Linked DNA regions of Homo sapiens: region 2 is linked to region 1. Evidence: chromatin loops called from intact Hi-C (ENCODE). Cell type or tissue: GM12878. All regions are shown on one strand. Links, peaks and the distances in the headings refer to the core of each region. The heading gives the core; the rest is flanking DNA.

Region 1 (10,548 bases), core at 1,619-9,618:
AGGGAAACTGAGGCAGGCTGAGGGGCCAGGACACAGCCCAGGGTGCCCACCAGAGCAGAGGGGCTCTCTCATCCCCTGCCCAGCCCCCTGACCTGGCTCTCTACCCTCCAGGAAACACATTCCGGCCCGAGGTCCACCTGCTGCCGCCGCCGTCGGAGGAGCTGGCCCTGAACGAGCTGGTGACGCTGACGTGCCTGGCACGCGGCTTCAGCCCCAAGGATGTGCTGGTTCGCTGGCTGCAGGGGTCACAGGAGCTGCCCCGCGAGAAGTACCTGACTTGGGCATCCCGGCAGGAGCCCAGCCAGGGCACCACCACCTTCGCTGTGACCAGCATACTGCGCGTGGCAGCCGAGGACTGGAAGAAGGGGGACACCTTCTCCTGCATGGTGGGCCACGAGGCCCTGCCGCTGGCCTTCACACAGAAGACCATCGACCGCTTGGCGGGTAAACCCACCCATGTCAATGTGTCTGTTGTCATGGCGGAGGTGGACGGCACCTGCTACTGAGCCGCCCGCCTGTCCCCACCCCTGAATAAACTCCATGCTCCCCCAAGCAGCCCCACGCTTCCATCCGGCGCCTGTCTGTCCATCCTCAGGGTCTCAGCACTTGGGAAAGGGCCAGGGCATGGACAGGGAAGAATACCCCCTGCCCTCAGCCTCGGGGGGCCCCTGGCACCCCCCTGAGCCTTTCCACCCTGGTGTGAGTGTGAGTTGTGAGTGTGAGAGTGTGTGGTGCAGGAGGCCTCGCTGGTGTGAGATCTTAGGTCTGCCAAGGCAGGCACAGCCCAGGATGGGTTCTGAGAGATGCACATGCCCCGGACAGTTCTGAGTGAGCAGTGGCATGGCCGTTTGTCCCTGAGAGAGCCGCCTCTGGCTGTAGCTGGGAGGGAATAGGGAGGGTAAAAGGAGCAGGCTAGCCAAGAAAGGCGCAGGTAGTGGCAGGAGCGGCGAGGGAGTGAGGGGCTGGACTCCAGGGCCCCACTGGGAGGACAAGCTCCAGGAGGGCCCCACCACCCTAGTGGGTGGGCCTCAGGACGTCCCACTGACGCATGCAGGAAGGGGCACCTCCCCTTAACCACACTGCTCTGTACGGGGCACGTGGGCACAGGTGCACACTCACACTCACATATACGCCTGAGCCCTGCAGGAGCGGAACGTTCACAGCCCAGACCCAGTTCCAGAAAAGCCAGGGGAGTCCCCTCCCAAGCCCCCAAGCTCAGCCTGCTCCCCTAGGCCCCTCTGGCTTCCCTGTGTTTCCACTGTGCACAGATCAGGCACCAACTCCACAGACCCCTCCCAGGCAGCCCCTGCTCCCTGCCTGGCCAAGTCTCCCATCCCTTCCTAAGCCCAACTAGGACCCAAAGCATAGACAGGGAGGGGCCACGTGGGGTGGCATCAGAAGCAGGCCAGTGAGACAGGGCCTGCCCAGGGCCCTCTGCATGCCTCTGGCTTCTGCCTGGGGCTCCCAGGAGTGTAAGAACAGTCCCACAACCACTGTGGGGACACCTGGCACCCAGACTCCCACAAGGGGGCAGTGGGGCCCCTGCTCGTGCCTTAGACATCTTCCGGGCCTCCCCAGGGCCCCCCGCCTTCTGGCTGCCTCCCTCTGCTCTCAGGGCCAAGGTGAGGTGGAGGCCACTGTCACCCCTGAGGGTCCAGTCACCAGAGGGTAATTGAGAGCAACAGGTCACTCGGGGAAGCCCTGCCACAGAGAAGCCCTCCAGCCCATGGGACCCAGGACCTGGCCCAGGGGAGGGGCTTTTAAAGAGAGGGGGAAAGAGGGAGAATCAACAGATGAGGGGCTGAACCAGCAGACAGAGATCAGGCAGACACATGGGTAGATCCTAGGACATATAATGAATGGATGGGTGGATGGAGGATTGGTAGACGGAGGATGGATGGGTGGGTAAATGGCTGGATGGAGGATGGACAGATGGATATATGATGGATGGATGAAGGACGGGTGGATGGAGGATGGATGAGTGGATGAATGAAGGATGGAAGATGGATGGATGGATGGGTGGATGGACTGATGGATGATGGATGGATGGATGGATGGATGATGGATGGATGGGTAGGCGGATGGAGGATGGAAGGGTGGATGGAGGATGGAAGATAGATGGAGGGGTGAATGGAGGATGGGTGGACTGACGGAGGATTGAGGATACTGGGGTGGGTGGGTGGGTAGATCTATGGAGGATAGGTGTATGGAAGATAATTGGATGGAGAATTGCTTTATGAATGGATGAATGAAGAGATGGAAAATAGCTTTATAGATGGATGGGTGAATGGATGGATGGATAGATGGAAGAAGGATGAATGGATGGAAAATAGCTTTATAGATATATGGGTGGATATTTAAGTGATAGCCTTACATTAATAGATGAATGGAGGATGAATGGTTGGGTGAGTGGGTAGGAGTGTTACTGATGGAGGGGTGGATATACGGATAATAGCTTTATAGATGGATGGATGGATAGATGGATGGAAGGATAGAAAGACAGGTGAATGACTGGATGTATCAGCATATGACAAGCAGGTACAGCTGTACATGGGAGGTCTATGCCCTGAGACCCTGAGGAAAATGAGGATGCCCGTGCTGGTGGCCCTCACCTGGCCCTCGCTTGTAACCCCTCAGCCACATTCCCTGGGAAGGCAACAGAGGCCTCTGGTCTTGCCCATTCAACCTTTGGCACACTGAGTGTCAGACCCAGGTCTCTGTCTTGGACCCAGATCTCCTTGAGGGTGGGTGTGTCTGGTCCTCTCTGGCCCCGGGACCCAGTCACTGAATACGTGGCTGGGACTGAGACGGGGTGGGGTGGGAGGGGCGGGAGGGTACCTCGGGCTCAAGCTTCCCTTGGAGAAGCAGATGGTGTCCACTTTCTGCCCTGCCAAGTCTCTCCCTGAAGTGCCCTAAGAATGTCAAAGACAGAAGGTCCCAGCCCCTCACCTGGGACTCTGCCTCCTCATCCTCCCTGGGGGAGTCTCAGGCCTTAGATGGGGACCCAGACCCCACTGTCCCCAGACCCCAAGGAAGCATAGCCGCTGTTCACACGAGTCTGGGCCTGGCAGGCTCTTGCTGTGTTGCAGATTGGCAGATGCCGCCTCCCTATGTGGTGCTGGACTTGCCGCAGGAGACCCTGGAGGAGGAGACCCCCGGCGCCAACCTGTGGCCCACCACCATCACCTTCCTCACCCTCTTCCTGCTGAGCCTGTTCTATAGCACAGCACTGACCGTGACCAGCGTCCGGGGCCCATCTGGCAACAGGGAGGGCCCCCAGTACTGAGCAGGAGCCGGCAAGGCACAGGTGGGAGCCCAGGAGGGGGATGAGCCCACAGTAGATGAGGTGGGCTGCAGTGCTTGGCTAAGAGGAGAGCACCACCTGCTCCCACTGTGGGGGGACGTGCTCTCCTGGGGGGCCCTTCACAGACACTGAGGACACGCGCAGGCCCAGGGTCAGGGCTGAGCTTCCCTCCAGTGCAGTAACGAGGATTCCGTCCAGGCTCCCATGAGCCAGGCCAGGGCTGAGACAGAGGGCGTTGGCAAGGATGCTGCTCCTTCAGGCTGTGACCCCTCTGTCTTTGCAGGGAGGAAGTGTGGAGGAACCTCTTGGAGAAGCCAGCTATGCTTGCCAGAACTCAGCCCTTTCAGACATCACCGACCCGCCCTTACTCACATGCCTTCCAGGTGCAATAAAGTGGCCCCAAGGAAAATGTTCACAGACTCTGAATGAGGAGACGGGGGTCAGGGAAAGGGTGGTGGCTTTAGACTGGAGAACGCCTGCTTCAAAGTCCCCCTGGGTGTCATGGTGGTCATGGTGGGCATGGACAGAGGGTACCCCTGGTCCCAAAATCAAGAAATGACCTGATCTTGAATGAGGCTGAGGCCCAAGGATGAATGCTGGATTCACCAGAGACCATGGCAAAGAAGCCTGCTCCTAAGAACTACATGGGATCCCTGTTCCTCATAACCTAGACAGCCCTGGTCCTCCTCACTGGGTCCTCATCCTGATCACAGGGCCCTGGTCCTGACCAGTGGGCCCGTTTACCGATCACTGAGCTCTGGTCCTACTACTTGGTCCCTGTTCCTGATCACTTAATTCTAGCCTTGATCACTGAGCCTTAGTCCTGATCACTGAGTCCTACTCCTGTTTTTGGCCCTGGACCTCATCACTCAGCCCTGGTCCTCATCACTCAGCCCCGGTCCTGGTCACTCAGCCCTGGTCCTCGTCACTGAGCCCTGGACCTCCTCACTCAGCCCTGGACCTCCTCACTCAGCCCTGGACCTCCTCACTCAGCCCTGGTCCTCATCACTCAGCCCTGGACCTCATCACTCAGCCCTGGTCCTCATCACTCAGCCCTGGACCTCCTCACTCAGCCCTGGACCTCATCACTCAGCCCTGGTCCTGGTCACTCAGCCCTGGACCTCGTCACTCAGCCCTGGACCTCGTCACTCAGCCCTGGACCTCGTCACTCAGCCCTGGTCCTCATCACTCAGCCCTGGACCTCATCACTCAGCCCTGGACCTCCTCACTCAGCCCTGGACCTCATCACTCAGCCCTGGACCTCCTCACTTAGCCCTGGACCTCGTCACTCAGCCCTGGTCCTGGTCACTCAGCCCTGGTCCTCATCACTCAGCCCTGGACCTCATCACTCAGCCCTGGTCCTCATCACTCAGCCCTGGTCCTGATCACCCAGCCCTGGTCCTGATCACTCAGTCCTGGTCCAGATCACACAGCCCTGGTCCTGATCACTCCATCCTAGTCCTCATCACTCAGCCCTGGTCCTGATCACCCAGCCCTGGTCCTGATCACTCAGTCCTGGTCCAGATCACTCAGCCCTGGTCCTGATCACTCAGCTCTGGTCCTGATTATTAGATCCTGATGCTAGTCACTGGGCACTGGGCACTGGGCCCTGATCCTAATCACTGAACCCTGCTCCTGATCAATGAACCCTGGCCCTGATCAAAGGGCTTTGCTCCTGATCACTGGGCCCTGGTCATGCTGTGTTCTGGTCCTTACCCCTGAACTCTGGTCCTGATTACTGAGTCTTGGTCCTGATCCCTGAGTCCTAGACTTGATCACTCAATTCCAGTCCTCATCAGTGGGCCCTGGTCGTGATCACTGAGCCCTGATCTGGATCACTAGGCTCTGGTCCTAACTCAGTCCTGGTCTGGATCGCTGAGTCTTGATCCTGATCACTGGGCCATGTTCTGGATCAATGAGCCCTGGCCCTGATCACTGGGCCCTGGTCCTGCTAACTATGCTCTGGTCCTGACCACTGAGCCCTTGTCCCAGTCAACAGTCAATAACTGAGCTCTGGTCCTAGTCAATAGTCAATCACTGAGCCCTGGTCCTGATCACTGGGTCCTGGTCCTGATCACTGGGTCCTGTTCTTATCCCTGAATCTTGGTCCTGATCACTGAGCCCTGGCCCTCATCACTGGGTCTTGTTCCTAATCACTGGGCTCTGGTTCTGACCAATGGCCCCTGGTTCTGGTCCCTGACTCCTGGTCCTGATCAATGGGCTCTGCTCTTGACTTCTGAGTCCTGGTGCTGATCATCCAGTCCTGGTCCTGATCACTGGGCCCTGATTCTAATCACTCAGACCTCCTTTTGATCACTGAACCCTAGTATTTATCACTGAGCCCTGATCCTGATCGTTGGGCCCTATTTCTGGTAACTGAGCTCTGATCCTGACCACTGACCTCTGTTCCTAATCACTGAGCCCTGGACCAGATCACTGGCCCCTGGTCCTGATCACTGGCCCCTGGACCTGATCACTGACCCTTGTTCCCGATTGCTGAGCCCTGGACCTGATCACTGAGCCCTGTTCCTGATCACTAACCCCTATTCCTGATCACTGAGCCCTGGTCCTGATTACTGAGCCCTGGACCCAGTCAATGACCCCTGTTCCTGATCACTGAGCCCTGGACCAAATCACTGAGCCCTGGACCAGATCACTGGGCCCTGGTCTTGATCACTGGGCCCTGGTCCTGATTACTGAGCCCTGATCCTGATCACTGGGCCCTGTTCCTGACCACTGAGCCCTGGACCAGACCGCGGATCCCTGTTCCTGATCACTGATCTCTGGTTCTTTAATTATGCATATTCATTTTGAAATCTGATTCCTTTTCTGAGCATGTATCAGTCTGACTAGACACTGAGTCCTGTCTGATTTCTGAGCCTTGGCCCTCATGAGTAAGTGACCTGCAGTGGTGGAGGGAGGCCTCCAGGGGAGCCGAGACCCTCTCAGTGCATGTACTCACTGGTAGATGAAGAAATGACCCCAATGACTTGCTCCATTTTTCCAGGCTCAGAGGGGTGTGTAGGCCCCAGGAGGACTTGGTGGCGAGAAGACCAGCCCAGGCCCTGTGAGCTACACCCAGCCCCAGCCCCTAAGGGGTCGCCAGGTCTCGACTTAGCACTGGGGAGGGGGTACAGTACAGGAGTGGGGACAGGAAGGTGAGGGGAGGCCATGCCGTTTGTATTCTCTTGCTTTTCTCTCTCTCCTGAAGCCTCTTGAATAGACCTGCAGAAATACCCAAAATAGCCCTGTGGGGTGGCTGAGTCATTGTGAACACAGCCCAGGTCAGGTGTTCCAGCCAGAGAACTGCTGTTCTGAGAAACATGCCCCAAAACCGAGACCTGGCCAGGTGTGCCTGGGGCCTGAGCGAGGGGCTGCAGCCACAGGTAGGCCCAGCCCCAACCAGCCCAGGGTCAGCTAGGGCTTTCCAGGTCCAGGGTTAGGCAGAGGTCAGCCAGGGTCAACCATGGTCTATCTGAGGGGAGAGACAAGAGACACAGAGACATAGAGAGAGAGAGAGACAGGGATGGGGAGAGACAAGAGAGACAGGAAAGGAGAGACAAAGACAGACACAGAGAGAGAGATGGGGATGGAGAGAGATAAGAGACAGGGACAGGGAGGGACAGAGGCGAGGCCAGTGACAGAGACAGAGTTACAAGAGACAGAAAGAGAGAGAGATGAGATGAGAGAGATAAGAAGAAACGGAGACAGAGATGGGAGAAAAAGAGAGGAGATGGGAACAGGGAAAAAGAGACATGGAGACAGACATGCAGAGAGAACACAACAGAGGCAGAGAACACACAGGGAGAGAAAGAGGCAGCAAGATGGGCCCAGGAACTCAGCTGCAAGCCCCTCTCACACAGTCACTCTCACAAACACACACCACGACTATTATACAACATTCACACACAAACACACAGAAACATACCCACGCTCACAGCCACACACTAAGTCACTGTCACATCCATACCCACACTCACACCCAAACACACATGGCCCAGGAGCAAATGGGGAGACCTCAGCCTGCAGCTGGGAGCGGCCGAGCGGGCGCTGGGCCAGAGTCGGGGCCTGTCTGTGGGTGGGGGGCACGGCAGCACGGGCCCACCTGCACCTACAAGGCCTGGCCCCCGAGGTCACTGGGCCACCACCCAGCCCTCGCCCTGTTCCCCGTCTGTGCTGGCCGGGGCAGGACTCTGAGCCTCCAGGAAACCTGCAGATCCACACAGGACCCGGAACATCGGGCTGGGGTGGGTAACAACATGGGAGAGGCGGGAGCAGGAGGTCCCAGGACCCTGCGCACTGCGACCCCAGCCCTGGGGGCTGAAGCCCAGGACAGCCTCAGGTCTCCCAGGAGGGACTGGACAGTGGGGGATGGTCAGAGAACAGGAGAGCCAGCAGGGTGCAGCCCGAGGACAGGGATGGACGCTGGGAGGTCAACAGGACAGGGGCAGGGGCCGTGGAGTGGGCGAAGGTCCTGGAGGGCCTAGAGAACCTGTGGGTCCGTGTTTGTGGGAAGGAGGCCAGGAGCAGCCCAGAGTGGCCAGGCTGGCAGGGGTGAGGAGGTGGGGGCAGTGAGGTGAGGGTGACCGAGCCAGTGAGGCCTCTGGCCAGGGAGGGGACCTTGGCTGGGCTCTGACTGAACCCAGGGCTCCTGGAGAAGGGGCCCCAGGCGGGGATGAGGATGTGGGCATCTGACTCCATCAACAATGGGGCTTCCAACACGCACAGCCTGGGCCTCGGAGACCTGGGCCCTGACCCGCCTCCCCCTGGCACTGGGCCGGGTGCCGTGTGTGGTCCCCAGTCCCCGCAGCACCTCCCCCACACTGGTCACGTTCCAGGGCCCCTCTGAAGCACCTGCTGTGAGGGGATGTGGGGAGGGGACAGGGACTTGGGCCTGAGCTGCCGGGTCGGGGGGGAGTCGGGGACCCAGGCTCAGCGTGTGGCTGGGGACCAGACAGATGGGGATGGAGGAGGACACGCCCTGTACCCACTGCCTGCCAAGGGGCTGGACCCACGCCCAGTCTAGGCCATGTCCCCCGAGGCCTGTGAACCTTCACTCTGAGCCACTAAAACATTCAGGAGCTTTGAAAGCAGCCCCCGTCCTTGTCACTATGCGATGACTCTGAGCATCACGCTGTCCCTGCTGGATCCACCCTCCAGCCCCAGCGAGGGAGGCTGGGCCCCGGGCAGCAGGTGGTGAGGGCAGCGGGCACAGCCACCCTACAGCACACACAGGGTCTCAGGGACGCGTCCACCACAGCCCGTGCACAGGCTCCTCACGGCACTGAGTTCACCCGGGGCGCGGGCCGTTTGTCCTCAGGAGTCCCGCTGTACCCTCCGCCCCCAGCCCTGTCCTGCTGAGGCTGCAGCTGGGTCCCGGGGCACAGGGCGGCCCTGAGCACTTTGTCATCTTGGTCCCTGTCGGGTGGGCTGCTGGCTGTCTGTGGAGCTGGCAGAGCCGCGGTTCAGCCTTGGAGGCCGGTCCTGGGGCCCAGCAGCCGTGGGGAGCACTGCCCAGTCCCGTGCCCACAGGGAATCACCTGGGCTGAGGAAGGGCCCACACGCCGACGGGATCGGGGTCAGGCAGCGCACGCCTGGCACCGAGATCCCACGTCCCGAAGTGGGGACACGGCCCAGGGGCACTGTTCCGGGAGGGTCTCAAGATGGGGTCTCCTATTTCAATCTTCACTCCTTCTGCACCTGTTAGCTGGGAACCTTCTAGAAGGAGGGGTGTCCTCAATCATGGGGTGGTTGTGAGCTGAGCACAGATCATGCAGGAAGGTACATGGCTTCTCCTTCACCAGGAAAACAGTGCAGAGAGACAGAGACACAGAGACAGAGACAGAGTAACAGAGAAAGAGAGACAGAGAGAGACACAGAGACAGAGACAGAGTAACAGAGATAGACAGAGAGACACAGAGACAGAGACAGAGTAACAGAGATAGAGAGACAGAGAGAGACACAGAGACAGAGTAACAGAGAAAGACAGAGAGACAGAGACAGAGACAGAGTAACAGAGAGACAGAAAGAGACAGAGACAGAGTAACAGAGATAGAGAGACAGAGAGAGAGATAGAGACAGAGGCAGGCACAGAGATAAGAAAGATACACAGAAACAGAGAGAGACAGAGATAGATAGTCACTGTCACATTCATACCCACGCTCACCTGCTCACACACTCACACACTCACCTCACACTCACACACACTCTCACACTCACAGTCACTTACACTCACACACAGTCACACACACACAGTCACACACACACTCACAAACACACTCACACACTCACACACACTCTCACACACACACTGAGCTTCCCTCAGGCCCTGTCACTTCCGATGGGGCCTACGGCCTGTCTAAGCCTCTGGGCCACCAGCCCCTGGCTCACCGGTGTGTGCCCACCACACCCCGCCTTGGGGGTCCCCTCTATGAGCTGGGCACATGCCCTCCGCTCTGTTCATGGCTGGCCTGGGGGAAACAGGGCCCACCCAAGGCCTGGCTCAGGGAAGGCCTCAAACACACATGGCCCAGGAGCAAAGGGGCAGAGCTCAGCCTGCAGCTGGGAGCGGGCAGGGGTAGTGGAGTGGGCAGAGGGCCTGGAGAACCTGCAGGGCTCCGATGTCTCTGGGAAGGGGGCCCAGGAGCAGCTCAGCGTGGCTGGGCCGGCAGGGGCGAGGAGGTGGGGGCCGTGAGGGAGGGGTGACTCGGCTGTGTGGGGTGCCGGGGGACACGGGCTTTGCTCCGGCTGAGCCCAGGCAGTGGCGAATCCCTGAGCTGCCAGGAGGAGAGCAGGGCCGGGGTCAGGCAGAGGTGGGCCGCGGGGCCGAGGGCTGCGGCCGGTCGGGAGCAGTCGGTCGGTTGAGGGCACCATTACATGGAGGGCTGTGAGACGGGAGACCCCATTCCCTTCATTCCTTGTGCACGTGTTAGTGAGGAAACTTCTAGAAGGAGGGCATTGCTCGTAGTGGGTGAGTGTGAGCACAGATCATGCAGGCTGGCGTGCTGCCGTGAAGTGCCTCTCTTTACTTTCCAGACCTCAGCATGGCAAGCCCGTCCTGCGCCCCAGGGTCTTTCTGGAGTACACGCCGCGCGGTCCTGGTGGGCACCATACCTGGCACCCACGCTTTGGCCGGGCCCGAACCTTGCGCCCTCCCAGCCCCCATGTGGCTCTCCCTTGGCCATACTGGCCTTTTGCCAGTCCTCCTACCTCACCCTAGGGTCTGCCTGGCCCTGCCCTCCCTT
Region 2 (10,548 bases), core at 753-8,752, 160 kb before region 1:
CTTGGTCTGCGCTGGGCCATGTGGGGCCCTCCGGGGCTCCTTCTCCGGCTGTTTGGGACCACGTTCAGCAGAAGGCCTTTCTTTGGGAACTGGGACTCTGCTGCTGGGGCAAAGGGTGGGCAGAGTCATGCTTGTGCTGGGGACAAAATGACCTTGGGACACGGGGCTGGCTGCCACGGCCGGCCCGGGACAGTCGGAGAGTCAGGTTTTTGTGCACCCCTTAATGGGGCCTCCCACAATGTGACTACTTTGACTACTGGGGCCAGGGAACCCTGGTCACCGTCTCCTCAGGTGAGTCCTCACAACCTCTCTCCTGCTTTAACTCTGAAGGGTTTTGCTGCATTTTTGGGGGGAAATAAGCGTGCTGGGTCTCCTGCCAAGAGAGCCCCGGAGCAGCCTGGGGGGCTCAGGAGGATGCCCTGAGGCAACAGCGGCCACACAGACGAGGGGCAAGGGCTCCAGATGCTCCTTCCTCCTGAGCCCAGCAGCACGGGTCTCTCTGTGGCCAGGGCCACCCTGGGCCTCTGGGGTCCAATGTCCAACAACCCCCGGGCCCTCCCCGGGCTCAGTCTGAGAGGGTCCCAGGGACTTAGCGGGGTGCCAGTTCTTGCCTGGGGTCCTGGCATTGTTGTCACAATGTGACAACTGGTTCGACCCCTGGGGCCAGGGAACCCTGGTCACCGTCTCCTCAGGTGAGTCCTCACCACCCCCTCTCTGAGTCCACTTAGGGAGACTCAGCTTGCCAGGGTCTCAGGGTCAGAGTCTTGGAGGCATTTTGGAGGTCAGGAAAGAAAGCTGGGGAGAGGGACCCTTCGAATGGGAACCCAGCCTGTCCTCCCCAAGTCCGGCCACAGATGTCGGCAGCTGGGGGGCTCCTTCGGCTGGTCTGGGGTGACCTCTCTCCGCTTCACCTGGAGCATTCTCAGGGGCTGTCGTGATGATTGCGTGGTGGGACTCTGTCCCGCTCCAAGGCACCCGCTCTCTGGGACGGGTGCCCCCCGGGGTTTTTGGACTCCTGGGGGTGACTTAGCAGCCGTCTGCTTGCAGTTGGACTTCCCAGGCCGACAGTGGTCTGGCTTCTGAGGGGTCAGGCCAGAATGTGGGGTACGTGGGAGGCCAGCAGAGGGTTCCATGAGAAGGGCAGGACAGGGCCACGGACAGTCAGCTTCCATGTGACGCCCGGAGACAGAAGGTCTCTGGGTGGCTGGGTTTTTGTGGGGTGAGGATGGACATTCTGCCATTGTGATTACTACTACTACTACTACATGGACGTCTGGGGCAAAGGGACCACGGTCACCGTCTCCTCAGGTAAGAATGGCCACTCTAGGGCCTTTGTTTTCTGCTACTGCCTGTGGGGTTTCCTGAGCATTGCAGGTTGGTCCTCGGGGCATGTTCCGAGGGGACCTGGGCGGACTGGCCAGGAGGGGATGGGCACTGGGGTGCCTTGAGGATCTGGGAGCCTCTGTGGATTTTCCGATGCCTTTGGAAAATGGGACTCAGGTTGGGTGCGTCTGATGGAGTAACTGAGCCTGGGGGCTTGGGGAGCCACATTTGGACGAGATGCCTGAACAAACCAGGGGTCTTAGTGATGGCTGAGGAATGTGTCTCAGGAGCGGTGTCTGTAGGACTGCAAGATCGCTGCACAGCAGCGAATCGTGAAATATTTTCTTTAGAATTATGAGGTGCGCTGTGTGTCAACCTGCATCTTAAATTCTTTATTGGCTGGAAAGAGAACTGTCGGAGTGGGTGAATCCAGCCAGGAGGGACGCGTAGCCCCGGTCTTGATGAGAGCAGGGTTGGGGGCAGGGGTAGCCCAGAAACGGTGGCTGCCGTCCTGACAGGGGCTTAGGGAGGCTCCAGGACCTCAGTGCCTTGAAGCTGGTTTCCATGAGAAAAGGATTGTTTATCTTAGGAGGCATGCTTACTGTTAAAAGACAGGATATGTTTGAAGTGGCTTCTGAGAAAAATGGTTAAGAAAATTATGACTTAAAAATGTGAGAGATTTTCAAGTATATTAATTTTTTTAACTGTCCAAGTATTTGAAATTCTTATCATTTGATTAACACCCATGAGTGATATGTGTCTGGAATTGAGGCCAAAGCAAGCTCAGCTAAGAAATACTAGCACAGTGCTGTCGGCCCCGATGCGGGACTGCGTTTTGACCATCATAAATCAAGTTTATTTTTTTAATTAATTGAGCGAAGCTGGAAGCAGATGATGAATTAGAGTCAAGATGGCTGCATGGGGGTCTCCGGCACCCACAGCAGGTGGCAGGAAGCAGGTCACCGCGAGAGTCTATTTTAGGAAGCAAAAAAACACAATTGGTAAATTTATCACTTCTGGTTGTGAAGAGGTGGTTTTGCCCAGGCCCAGATCTGAAAGTGCTCTACTGAGCAAAACAACACCTGGACAATTTGCGTTTCTAAAATAAGGCGAGGCTGACCGAAACTGAAAAGGCTTTTTTTAACTATCTGAATTTCATTTCCAATCTTAGCTTATCAACTGCTAGTTTGTGCAAACAGCATATCAACTTCTAAACTGCATTCATTTTTAAAGTAAGATGTTTAAGAAATTAAACAGTCTTAGGGAGAGTTTATGACTGTATTCAAAAAGTTTTTTAAATTAGCTTGTTATCCCTTCATGTGATAATTAATCTCAAATACTTTTTCGATACCTCAGAGCATTATTTTCATAATGACTGTGTTCACAATCTTTTTAGGTTAACTCGTTTTCTCTTTGTGATTAAGGAGAAACACTTTGATATTCTGATAGAGTGGCCTTCATTTTAGTATTTTTCAAGACCACTTTTCAACTACTCACTTTAGGATAAGTTTTAGGTAAAATGTGCATCATTATCCTGAATTATTTCAGTTAAGCATGTTAGTTGGTGGCATAAGAGAAAACTCAATCAGATAGTGCTGAAGACAGGACTGTGGAGACACCTTAGAAGGACAGATTCTGTTCCGAATCACCGATGCGGCGTCAGCAGGACTGGCCTAGCGGAGGCTCTGGGAGGGTGGCTGCCAGGCCCGGCCTGGGCTTTGGGTCTCCCCGGACTACCCAGAGCTGGGATGCGTGGCTTCTGCTGCCGGGCCGACTGGCTGCTCAGGCCCCAGCCCTTGTTAATGGACTTGGAGGAATGATTCCATGCCAAAGCTTTGCAAGGCTCGCAGTGACCAGGCGCCCGACATGGTAAGAGACAGGCAGCCGCCGCTGCTGCATTTGCTTCTCTTAAAACTTTGTATTTGACGTCTTATTTCCACTAGAAGGGGAACTGGTCTTAATTGCTTGATGAAGAGCAGGAGACTCATTTATGTGAGTCTTTTGAGTGACCATTGTCTGGGTCACTCCCATTTAACTTTCCCTAAAGCCCATTTGAAGGAGAGGTCGCACGAGCTGCTCCACAACCTCTGAATGGGGATGGCATGGGTAATGATGCTTGAGAACATACCAAGCCCCACTGGCATCGCCCTTGTCTAAGTCATTGACTGTAGGTCATCATCGCACCCTTGAAAGTAGCCCATGCCTTCCAAAGCGATTTATGGTAAATGGCAGAATTTTAAGTGGCAAATTCAGATAAAATGCATTTCTTGGTTGTTTCCAATGATGACTGTTATCTAGAGGGAATTTAAAGGCAGGGGTTTACTGCAGACTCAGAAGGGAGGGGATGCTCCGGGAAGGTGGAGGCTCTGAGCATCTCAATACCCTCCTCTTGGTGCAGAAGATATGCTGCCACTTCTAGAGCAAGGGGACCTGCTCATTTTTATCACAGCACAGGCTCCTAAATTCTTGGTCTCATTCTCAAGATGTTTTAATGACTTTAAAGCAGCAAAGAAATATTCCACCCAGGTAGTGGAGGGTGGTAATGATTGGTAATGCTTTGGAACCAAAACCCAGGTGGCGCTGGGGCAGGACTGCAGGGAACTGGGGTATCAAGTAGAGGGAGACAAAAGATGGAAGCCAGCCTGGCTGTGCAGGAACCCGGCAATGAGATGGCTTTAGCTGAGACAAGCAGGTCTGGTGGGCTGACCATTTCTGGCCATGACAACTCCATCCAGCTTTCAGAAATGGACTCAGATGGGCAAAACTGACCTAAGCTGACCTAGACTAAACAAGGCTGAACTGGGCTGAGCTGAGCTGAACTGGGCTGAGTTGAACTGGGTTGAGCTGAGCTGAGCTGAGCTGGGCTAAGTTGCACCAGGTGAGCTGAGCTGAGCTGGGCTTGGCTGCACTAAGCTGGGCTGAGCTGGGCTGAGCTGGGCAGGGCTGGGCTGAGCTGAGCTGGGCTGGGCTGAGCTGGGCTGGGCTGGGCTGGGCTGAGCGGGTCTGAGCGGGGCTGAGCTGAGCTAGGCTGGGCTGGGCTGAGCTGGGCTGAGCTGGGCTGAGCTGGGCTGAGCAAGGCTAGGCTGAGCTGGGCTGAGCTGAGCTGGGCTGAGCAAGGCTAGGCTGAGCTGAGCTGAGCTGGGCTGCGCTGAGCTGGGCTGGGCTGCGCTGAGCTGGGCTGGGCTGAGCTGGGCTAGGCTGGGCTGAGCTGGGCTGAGCTAGGCTGGGCTGGGCTGGGCTGAGCGGGGCTGAGCGGGGCTGAGCTGAGCTAGGCTGGGCTGAGCGGGGCTGAGCTGAGCTAGGCTGGGCTGGGCTGGGCTGAGCCAAGCTGAACCGGGTTGAGCGTGCTGTGCTGGGCTGAGCCAAGCTAGGCTGAGCTGAGCCAAGTTGAGCTTAGCTGGGCTGAGCTAACCTGGGCAGGGCTGAGCTGGGCTGAGCTAACCTGGACTGGGGCTGAGCTAACCTGGGCAGAGCTGAGCTGGGCTGAGCTAACCTGGGCTGGGGCTGAGCTAACCTGGGCTGGGCTCAGCTGAGCTGAGCTACGCTGGGCTGGGCTGGGCTGAGCCGAGCTGAACTGGGCTGAGCAGGCTGTGTCGGGCTGAGCCAAGCTGGGCCGAGCTCAGCAGAGCTGAGCCGAGCTGAGCTTAGCTGGGCTGAGCTAACCAGGGCTGGGCTGAGCTGGGCTGAGCTGAGCTGAGCTGAACTGGGCTGAACGGGCTGAGGCGAGCAGGGCCGAGCTGAGCAGAGCTAAGCCGAGGCTGGGCTGGGCTAACCTGGGCTGGGCCGAGCTGAGCAGAGCTAAGCCGAGGCTGGGCTGGGCTAACCTGGGCTGGGCTGAGCTGAGCTGGGTTGGGCAGGGCTGGGCTGGGCTGAGCTAAGCTGAACTAGGGTGAGCTGGGCCGAGCCAGGCTGGTTTGGGCTGAGTTGAGCTGACCTGGACTGGGGCTGAGCTAACCTGGGCTGGGCTCAGCTGAGCTGAGCTACGCTGGGCTGGGCTGGGCTGAGCCGAGCTGAACTGGGCTGAGCAGGTTGTATCAGGCTAAGCCAAGCTGGGCCAAGCTCAGCAGAGCCGAGCCGAGCTGAGCTTAGCTGGGCTGAGCTAACCAGGGCTGGGCTGAGCTGGGCTGAGCTGAGCTGAGCTGAACTGGGCTGAACGGGCTGAGGCGAGCAGGGCCGAGCTGAGCAGAGCTAAGCCGAGGCTGGGCTGGGCTAACCTGGGCTGGGCTGAGCTGAGCTGGGTTGGGCAAGGCTGGGCTGGGTTGAGTTGGGCTGAGCTAAGCTGAGCTAGGGTGAGCTGGGCTGAGCCAGGCTGGATTGGGCTGAGTTGAGCTGACCTCAACTGAGCTGACCTAGGCTGAGCTGAGCTGAGCTGAAGTAGGCTGTGCTGGGCTGAGCTGGGATGACCTGGGCTGGGCTGAGCTGATTTGGGCTGGGTTGAGCAGACCTGGGCTGAGCCGGGTTGAGCTGAGCTGAACCAGGATGAGCTGGGCTGAGCTGAGCTGGGCTGGGTGGTCCAGGCTGGGCTGACCTGGACCAGGCTGGGCCAGGTTGAGCTGGGCTAAGCCGAGCTGAGCTGAGCTGAGCTGGGATGATCTGGGCTGGGCTGGGCTGGGCTGAGCTGACCTGGGCTGGGCTGGGCTGAGCTGAGCTGAGCTGAGTTAAGCTGAGCTGAGCTGAACTGGGCTGTGCTGAGCTAGGCTGGGCTGGGCTGAGCTGGGCTGGGCTGGGCTGAGCCAGATTGTGCCTGGCTGAACTGAGCTGGGCTAAGCTGAGCTGGGCTGAGCTGGGCTGAGCTGAGCTGGGCTGAGTGGGGCGGGGCTGAGCTGAGCCGGACTGGGCTGGGCTGGGCTCAGCTGAGCTGAGCTGAACTGGGCTGGGCTGAACTGGGCTGGGCTGAGCTGAGCTGAACTGGGCTGGGCTGAACTGGGCTGGGCTGAGCTGAGCTTGGATGAGCTGGGCTGAACTGGGCTGGGTTGAGCTGGGCTGGGCTGAGTTGAGCCAGACTGATCTGGGCTGAGCCGAGCTGGGTTAAGCCGAGCTGGGTTGGGCTGGGCTGGGTTGGGCTGGGCTGAGCCGGACTGGGTTGGGCTGAGCTGAGCTGGACTGGGCTGAGCTGAGCTGGTCTGGGCTGGCTGAGCTGAGCTGTGTTGAGCCAAGCTAGGCTGGGCTGGGCTGAGCTGGGCTGAACTGGGCTGAGCGGAGCTGAGCTGAGCTGGGCTGGGTTGAGCAGAGCTGGGGGCTGAGCTGGGCTGGGCTGGGCTGAGTTAAGCTGGGCTGACCTGGGCTGAGTTAAGCTGGGCTGACCTGGGCTGAGCTAAGCTGGGTTGAGCCGATCCGGGCTGGGCTGGGCTGGGCTGAGCCAGGCTAGGTTGAGCTGGGCTGGGCTGGGCTCTGCTGTGCTGTGCTGAACAGGGCTGAGCTGAACTGAGCTGAGCTGGGCTGAGCTGGGCTCTGCTGTGCTGTGCTGAGCAGGGCTGAGCTGAACTGTGCTGAGCTGGGTTGAGCTAAGCTAGGCTGGGCTGGGCTGAGCTGGGATGAGCTGGGCTGGGCTGGGCTGGGCTCTGCTGTGCTGTGCTGAACAGGGCTGAGCTGAACTGAGCTGAGCTGGGCTGAGCTGAGCTCTGCTGTGCTGTGCTGAGCAGGGCTGAGCTGAACTGGGCTGAGCTGGGCTGAGCCGGGCTGAGTTGAGCAGAGCTGGGTTGAGCAGAGCTGGGCTGGGCTGGGCTGAGTTGAGCCAGGCTGACCTGGGCTGAGCCAAGCTGGGTTGAGCCAAACTGGGCTGGGCTGGGCTGAGCCAGGCTGGATTGAGCTGGGCTGGGCTGGGCTAAGCTGGGCTGTGCTGCACTGAGCTGGGCTGAGCTGGGTTGAACTGTGCTGAGCTGAGCTGGGCTGTGCTGAACTATGCTTAGCTGGGCTGGGCTATACTGGGCTTAGCTGGGCTGGGCTAAACTGGGCTTAGCTGGGCTGGGCTATACTGGGCTTAGCTGGGCTGGGCTATACTGGGCTTAGCTGGGCTGGGCTATACTGGGCTTAGCTGGGCTGGGCTGAGCTGAGATGGTCTTAGGTGGTCTGAGCTCAGCTAGGCTGGGCTGAGCTGGTCTGAGCTCATCTGAGTTGGGCTGAGCTGAGCTTGGCTTTGCTGAGCTGGGGTGGGGTGGGCTGGGCTGGATTGAGCTGGCCTGGGCTGGGATGAACTGGATTGAGCTGGCCTGGGCTGGGATGAACTGGAGGACATGGCACTGGGCCAATCTTCATGATCTTGTTGGACATAGATGGATAGCCTCAGCTGAGTCTACACTGCGTTCCCCATCACACTCACCCTCCCTATACTCACTCCCAGGCCTGGGTTGTCTGCCTGGGGAGACTTCAGGGTAGCTGGAGTGTGACTGAGCTGGGGGCAGCAGAAGCTGGGCTGGAGGGACTCTATTGGCTGCCTGCGGGGTGTGTGGCTCCAGGCTTCACATTCAGGTATGCAACCTGGGCCCTCCAGCTGCATGTGCTGGGAGCTGAGTGTGTGCAGCACCTACGTGCTGATGCCTCGGGGGAAAGCAGGCCTGGTCCACCCAAACCTGAGCCCTCAGCCATTCTGAGCAGGGAGCCAGGGGCAGTCAGGCCTCAGAGTGCAGCAGGGCAGCCAGCTGAATGGTGGCAGGGATGGCTCAGCCTGCTCCAGGAGACCCCAGGTCTGTCCAGGTGTTCAGTGCTGGGCCCTGCAGCAGGATGGGCTGAGGCCTGCAGCCCCAGCAGCCTTGGACAAAGACCTGAGGCCTCACCACGGCCCCGCCACCCCTGATAGCCATGACAGTCTGGGCTTTGGAGGCCTGCAGGTGGGCTCGGCCTTGGTGGGGCAGCCACAGCGGGACGCAAGTAGTGAGGGCACTCAGAACGCCACTCAGCCCCGACAGGCAGGGCACGAGGAGGCAGCTCCTCACCCTCCCTTTCTCTTTTGTCCTGCGGGTCCTCAGGGAGTGCATCCGCCCCAACCCTTTTCCCCCTCGTCTCCTGTGAGAATTCCCCGTCGGATACGAGCAGCGTGGCCGTTGGCTGCCTCGCACAGGACTTCCTTCCCGACTCCATCACTTTCTCCTGGAAATACAAGAACAACTCTGACATCAGCAGCACCCGGGGCTTCCCATCAGTCCTGAGAGGGGGCAAGTACGCAGCCACCTCACAGGTGCTGCTGCCTTCCAAGGACGTCATGCAGGGCACAGACGAACACGTGGTGTGCAAAGTCCAGCACCCCAACGGCAACAAAGAAAAGAACGTGCCTCTTCCAGGTGAGGGCCGGGCCCAGCCACCGGGACAGAGAGGGAGCCGAAGGGGGCGGGAGTGGCGGGCACCGGGCTGACACGTGTCCCTCACTGCAGTGATTGCTGAGCTGCCTCCCAAAGTGAGCGTCTTCGTCCCACCCCGCGACGGCTTCTTCGGCAACCCCCGCAAGTCCAAGCTCATCTGCCAGGCCACGGGTTTCAGTCCCCGGCAGATTCAGGTGTCCTGGCTGCGCGAGGGGAAGCAGGTGGGGTCTGGCGTCACCACGGACCAGGTGCAGGCTGAGGCCAAAGAGTCTGGGCCCACGACCTACAAGGTGACCAGCACACTGACCATCAAAGAGAGCGACTGGCTCGGCCAGAGCATGTTCACCTGCCGCGTGGATCACAGGGGCCTGACCTTCCAGCAGAATGCGTCCTCCATGTGTGTCCCCGGTGAGTGACCTGTCCCCAGGGGCAGCACCCACCGACACACAGGGGTCCACTCGGGTCTGGCATTCGCCACCCCGGATGCAGCCATCTACTCCCTGAGCCTTGGCTTCCCAGAGCGGCCAAGGGCAGGGGCTCGGGCGGCAGGACCCCTGGGCTCGGCAGAGGCAGTTGCTACTCTTTGGGTGGGAACCATGCCTCCGCCCACATCCACACCTGCCCCACCTCTGACTCCCTTCTCTTGACTCCAGATCAAGACACAGCCATCCGGGTCTTCGCCATCCCCCCATCCTTTGCCAGCATCTTCCTCACCAAGTCCACCAAGTTGACCTGCCTGGTCACAGACCTGACCACCTATGACAGCGTGACCATCTCCTGGACCCGCCAGAATGGCGAAGCTGTGAAAACCCACACCAACATCTCCGAGAGCCACCCCAATGCCACTTTCAGCGCCGTGGGTGAGGCCAGCATCTGCGAGGATGACTGGAATTCCGGGGAGAGGTTCACGTGCACCGTGACCCACACAGACCTGCCCTCGCCACTGAAGCAGACCATCTCCCGGCCCAAGGGTAGGCCCCACTCTTGCCCCTCTTCCTGCACTCCCTGGGACCTCCCTTGGCCTCTGGGGCATGGTGGAAAGCACCCCTCACTCCCCCGTTGTCTGGGCAACTGGGGAAAAGGGGACTCAACCCCAGCCCACAGGCTGGTCCCCCCACTGCCCCGCCCTCACCACCATCTCTGTTCACAGGGGTGGCCCTGCACAGGCCCGATGTCTACTTGCTGCCACCAGCCCGGGAGCAGCTGAACCTGCGGGAGTCGGCCACCATCACGTGCCTGGTGACGGGCTTCTCTCCCGCGGACGTCTTCGTGCAGTGGATGCAGAGGGGGCAGCCCTTGTCCCCGGAGAAGTATGTGACCAGCGCCCCAATGCCTGAGCCCCAGGCCCCAGGCCGGTACTTCGCCCACAGCATCCTGACCGTGTCCGAAGAGGAATGGAACACGGGGGAGACCTACACCTGCGTGGTGGCCCATGAGGCCCTGCCCAACAGGGTCACCGAGAGGACCGTGGACAAGTCCACCGGTAAACCCACCCTGTACAACGTGTCCCTGGTCATGTCCGACACAGCTGGCACCTGCTACTGACCCTGCTGGCCTGCCCACAGGCTCGGGGCGGCTGGCCGCTCTGTGTGTGCATGCAAACTAACCGTGTCAACGGGGTGAGATGTTGCATCTTATAAAATTAGAAATAAAAAGATCCATTCAAAAGATACTGGTCCTGAGTGCACGATGCTCTGGCCTACTGGGGCGGCGGCTGTGCTGCACCCACCCTGCGCCTCCCCTGCAGAACACCTTCCTCCACAGCCCCCACCCCTGCCTCACCCACCTGCGTGCCTCAGTGGCTTCTAGAAACCCCTGAATTCCCTGCAGCTGCTCACAGCAGGCTGACCTCAGACTTGCCATTCCTCCTACTGCTTCCAGAAAGAAAGCTGAAAGCAAGGCCACACGTATACAGGCAGCACACAGGCAT

Evidence for each region. A loop is a pair of places that touch in the nucleus more often than their neighbours do. Peaks named below come from ENCODE experiments on the same cell type or tissue, not always from the same donor. Only the 100,000 strongest peaks of a DNase experiment are listed, where the experiment ranks them.
Region 2: a loop joins it to region 1, with 7 times the contacts of the local background. A loop is called at or near these places in 2 of 110 quality-filtered maps.

What each region holds. Positions count from the first base shown.
Region 1 is chr14:105,697,126-105,707,673 of GRCh38, reverse strand. It overlaps IGH and IGHA1. Among named protein-coding and RNA genes, the nearest start is that of MIR8071-2, 62 kb to the right of the region's middle. RefSeq lists an enhancer at 6,410-6,731. In GM12878, for the core only: no CTCF peak of the experiment used is centred there; DNase peaks (open chromatin) are centred at 6,553 and 6,770; H3K4me3 peaks cover 770 bases; H3K27ac peaks cover 4,379 bases.
Region 2 is chr14:105,853,958-105,864,505 of GRCh38, reverse strand. It overlaps MIR4539 (microRNA 4539), which reads left to right and starts at 6,934; the gene lies at 6,934-6,993. It overlaps MIR4507 (microRNA 4507), which reads left to right and starts at 6,331; the gene lies at 6,331-6,382. MIR4538 (microRNA 4538) reads left to right here and starts at 6,264; the gene lies at 6,264-6,341. MIR4537 (microRNA 4537) reads left to right here and starts at 4,953; the gene lies at 4,953-5,022. It also overlaps IGH, IGHM, IGHJ6, the pseudogene IGHJ3P, IGHJ5 and IGHJ4. RefSeq lists an enhancer at 2,136-2,717. In GM12878, for the core only: a CTCF peak has its summit at 3,951; a DNase peak (open chromatin) is centred at 2,345; H3K4me3 peaks cover 7,317 bases; H3K27ac peaks cover 7,054 bases.